Regions from separate parts of the Homo sapiens genome. Here region 1 is linked to region 2. Evidence: chromatin loops called from intact Hi-C (ENCODE). Cell type or tissue: Caco-2. All regions are shown on one strand.

Region 1 (2,500 bases), 350 kb after region 2:
TATGCAGCAGTAGAATTAATTTTATTGGACCATGCTGACACTCAGATCAGAGTAATGACATTCAAGATTTGGGGAAAAACTTGCACACCTTAGATGCATAAATGCTATTTACAAGCATGCTCACGCTACATTCTCACAATGTATTACAATGAATGAAAAATCTGGATTTTTCTCTCCATTGATCAACAACTCCCTAGCCTTCACCCTACCCTACCCGACAAAACACAGAAAGATAACCAAGGAAAAATGTCAGGAGGACCTTACTCATACTTGCAAGTTTTACTTTTTATTTAATTATAAAATTGGTTATTCTATGAAGAAATGCATTCGCATGAAATAAGAAGACATAAATATAATAATCTAAGTGTAAATATGTCCTGTGGGCAAACAAATAATAAATTACAATACAGCTGTATTCTTTAGGGTTCCTCCCAAAGTGAGCAAATGCATATTTTGAATATAATGCAAATCTAGGAAAGAGAAGGCAAAATAGCCATTTGCAAAACTTAAGGACAGATCATCCTTTTTAAATTCCAACTACTCTAGCCATTCACACCATGCTAAATTAAGGCTGCACAGCATTTCTTAAAATCACTGTTTGATCCTAAATATGAAAATCGCAATCAGTTTTCCTTGCTGATTTCTGGGCCAAAACTCCCCACTTCTAACAGTAACTGTCACTTCTACTTGGCAGTCCTTTTCAAAGAGAGTTTCAACCAACACTTAAAGTGGTCCAAATCCAATCTGAAAAACAATTCAGTTTTGCATCATATTATTTGACTAACTTCAATCCTCATGACTTTATAGTCTTTTTAATCTACTATTTATGATTTCCTTGGCTATAGCTCACAAAGGAATCAATGGTAAATCAAATCCATAAAAAAAATCTGCCTTTCCTAATTAGTAGAAACAATGCCAGCCACAGTAGCTGCAGCCAGTAAGTGCCATACTTGCTATTATTCCCTGTGGAAAAGAGTATTTAAATCTGCAAAATGTTAAGAAGATCATGATTAAGAAAATCATTTCTGAAAGACTTTCCATTCATATTTTTGAGGAGCACTCTCAGTCTGAAGGATAATCACACCAAGCAACCAAAAATGAGACATCAAAAGCATTTACCCATCAGGCAAATCACATACTGGCTTATCACTCTTCAGGCCGGGGATGCCTGATGCAGCCTAACATCTCTATCTAAAAAAAAAAATTAATAGTTCATATAAAACTTTGAGTTAATCATTCCTCCTACCCTGATTTTGTAGAAATAGTCTAGTCAACCATATACACAAATAGATCAGGTTACTGAATACTTAGTGATAAGGAAGAGCTATGGAATGGCATTCAAATACTCTGACACATTCACCTTCAGCTAAAGACAGCACAATACACTGACACACACAGTTCTAATGACATCAGGACCTGTGGAATGTATGACTGCTAGGGAACACATGCTGCTAGGAAACAAAGAACAGATCTGATCAAATCTTATAATGTAAGGACTGGGAATCATTGTGATTAGATCTTGGAAAATGGGAGGACAAGTATTCTTTAATCCTCAGAAATATTTGCAAGTATAAAGACTTTAATACGTATCATCTAGAAATGAAACAAATACGTGAAGCTAGATTCTCATGAATTAAATCAAAATTTTCTAAGTTTTCTATTAGGGTGATGGCCATTAGCAATATCTCTCATAAAAATATAACTTAAAGTCAGGCATCAGTGATTCAGTGTCTTTTGCAATCTATGCTTTTTCAAGAGGTCAAGGTCTTTAAAAAATAATGAAGATATCCAGAAATTATTGTACCTAAAAATAAAGTACACTGTTCCATTAACAGCCCTATACTTTTTAAAACAAAATAGAGCACAAGTATTTGCAACAAACACCAAAGCAGTCAGAGCTAATCTAGACCTAAGGAATTTAATACATTTTAATTATTGAAAGTAAAAAGCAGTTTCACTTGCAAAAGTAACACTTTATAAACTGTGTTTATCTATGTACAGTCTTTACCCTTGCTTTGGTTACAAAAAAAAAAAGATTGGGTGAAACAAAGCTGAGAGATAATTCAACACACAAATATCCTCTTAACTCCTATACAAATTATCTGGTATCCTATTTTGGTGATTATAAAAGAGCTGAGAATTCTATCCTATTTGTAATCCACATGCAGATAAATTGGGCGCCAGAAGTCCAGATCATTTAGAATCATTACAGATGGAAAAATATACAAAAGAAATCTTACCAAACTCTGTTTATTCTCATAGGGAAATATAGGAAAGTCTCCAAATGAAAAAGTGCTAAAGAAGTGTTTCTTTGCAGATTCTACGATGACATTCTTTAACTAGTGATGAAAGCCCATATGACACTAAAATTAGCAGACTGCCTATTTACTTCAGAGCAAAACACAGAAGGCAATTTTTCCTTCCTGCCAGAGTCTATGCGTCTCCTCATTTCCCCAGCAGCTGGCTGGAAGGATGTAAAATCAGAGGTGCAAGAAGCCTT
Region 2 (2,500 bases):
TACACATTGATAATAAATGGGTTATAGACTTTTACTGCTTTATTTTTACTAAAACTACATAGTGAGTCTATGGATTCCAGCAATTCCTGGTGCCTGAGGTCTGTGAATCAATGATGTATTTGTAATAAAAACAACTGAACCATCCATCTATTATAGGTTCATAAAGGAAATTTGTTTTAGATTATATGTTTGTATGAGTGTTCCTGCTATTTAAGGATGAAGTATTCTAATGTGTATTTCTGTGAAGAATCATTTTAAACTGATAGCACATTAAAAATCATTAAGGCAAACATTGCCTTAATTTAGGCCATAATCATTATTGAATTATGACTAAATATTTCTAAGAAGAAAATTTTATAAACTTTTCACCTGAAAAAAAATAATTTAGAGACTGATCTCTCTCCCATCATCTTTTATCTTACCTCTGATTTGTTTACCAGTGTTGAAACTACTGGCTTTATCTTGCTGTAGATTAGAAAATGCAAACTGAAGGCTTTCTGGTAAATTCCACACTTAGACATGCTTTAATTGGCCCAGACATTCTTGTGCTGAAGAGAGTCTAAAATACAAATTAGTGTCCATATGTCTAAAACTCAGGGGACTTATAAAAATTCAGAGTCTAATCTTCTTTTAAAAAGAAGGGCCTGTGTTAACACACTGTAAAAACTGGAGGTGAGCAACATCTACCCCTCCAAAGTGGGCACCCACCATTGAACTTGACACAACCTCAATAACTCCTTCAAATCCTTGTCACCGGGGTTAAGTACCTATTGCCTTTTATCATTTTACATCCAGCTGCTTTAATCATTTATCTTTACTTTTTCATATTATCTTCTGGCCCAGTAAGCAAAGCATCTGTGTTTGTTGAGTCCAGCTTTAGTAGGTATTTGGCCACACCTTTAATTTCAAGTCAGAAAGGCCCTTCCCTACTGCAAATTGTTGTCCATAGTGCAGGGAGAGTGACTCTTTTGAAACAGTGAAGTCAAATCATGTTTCTGCTATGTTCAAAGCCCTCTCATTTTCTGCAGGTCCAAAGTCCTTACTCTGCCCTAACACCTCCCACCTCCATGACTCTGCTCCCTCCCTGCTGCTCTCCCCCGGCTCATTCTGCCTTAGTGGCACCAGATCTCCTTGCTGTTCCTCAAACTCCTGTCTCACAGCCTTTTGTACTCCTTGTTCCTTCTGCCAGTGTTCTTTCCCTAGATATGCCATTGCTCAGAAGTCACTTTTTCACTGAGATCTCCTCTGACTATATTCTTTATATTTGCAAACTCCCAATAGATCAACAATCCCATTCTTTCTTCCCCACCTTGTTTTTCTCCACTGCACATAAAAATATAGGTATGGCATATTTTTAACAATATTTTCATACTTCTATTCTCTCTCTGCTCCTGTCAGAGGCGTGTGAACCAGAGCAAATCCATCTTGAATAGGAGCTGGACAAATAAGGCTGAGACCCACTGGGCTGCATTCCCAGATGACTAAGGCATTCTAAGTCACAGGATGAGATAAGAGGACAGCACAAGATACAGGTCATAAAGACCTTGCTGATAAAACAGGTTGTAGTAAAGAAGCCGGCTAAATCCTAGCAAAACCAAGCTAGCCACAAGAGTGACCTCTGGTTGTCCTCACTGCTTCACTCCCACCAGCGCAGTGATAGTTTACAGATGCCATGGCAACATCAGGAAGTTACCCTATATGGTCTAAAAAGGGGAGGCATGAATAATCCACCCCTTGTTTAGCATATAATCAAAAAATAACCATAAAAATGGGCAACCAACAGCCTTCAGGGCTGCTTTGTCTATGGAGTAGCCATTCTCTCATTCCTTTACTTTCCTAATAAACTTGTTTTCACTTTACAGACTCGCCCTGAGATCCAAGATCCCTCTCGGGGTCTGGATTGGAACCCCTTTCCTGCAACACTCCCACTAAAATGCCTTCCCATGAGGGCAGGCTATTTTGTCTGTTACTTATCCCCATCTGGCTGCTGTGTTCTCAGCATCTAGAACAGCTCTGAGAGCATAGTGTGCATTCATTTAATATTTACTGAAACAGAAGTAGAATGAATACAATTCTGGCTTTATTTTCTAAAGAGCCTCATGTGTTATTTGCACTCACAAAGAGAAACATTTCTGCTATCTTTTAGGTGGGAGATAAACAGCTAAGGTATATAATAAGGTAAAATTAAAATAGGTCTATACAAATTGGAAGAAATTTATCTTAATGAACCTTTAATAATATTCTAAAGTATATGAAGGGGATCAAAATATGCCATCCCCAAATATTCCACTTTGGCATAAGGATTATTTTGAGCTGAAGGCAATTAAGAAACCAGCAAACACAGAAGGAGCTCTCTCTGCTTTCCTCTTTTCTGCCTAAAAGCTGGGCATAAATTTCACTTTTGTAAGATAAATTAATATTCGTAAAGGAAATTTACATGGGTAAAGGTGTTCTCTCCCATACCAAGAAGAAGAAAATGAGACAGCTCTTACTACCAGAG

Evidence for each region. A loop is a pair of places that touch in the nucleus more often than their neighbours do. Peaks named below come from ENCODE experiments on the same cell type or tissue, not always from the same donor. Only the 100,000 strongest peaks of a DNase experiment are listed, where the experiment ranks them.
Region 1: a loop joins it to region 2, with 2.8 times the contacts of the local background. A loop is called at or near these places in 2 of 110 quality-filtered maps.

Annotation. Positions count from the first base shown.
Region 1 is chr4:61,203,450-61,205,949 of GRCh38, reverse strand. All of the region lies in intron 1 of ADGRL3 (adhesion G protein-coupled receptor L3), which reads right to left. All of the region lies in intron 2 of LOC124900173, which reads right to left. Among named protein-coding and RNA genes, the nearest start is that of ADGRL3, 4.4 kb to the right of the region's middle. In Caco-2, no CTCF peak of the experiment used is centred here; no DNase peak of the experiment used is centred here.
Region 2 is chr4:61,555,013-61,557,512 of GRCh38, reverse strand. All of the region lies in intron 4 of ADGRL3 (adhesion G protein-coupled receptor L3), which reads right to left. Among named protein-coding and RNA genes, the nearest start is that of ADGRL3, 360 kb to the right of the region's middle. In Caco-2, no CTCF peak of the experiment used is centred here; DNase peaks (open chromatin) are centred at 1,042 and 1,532.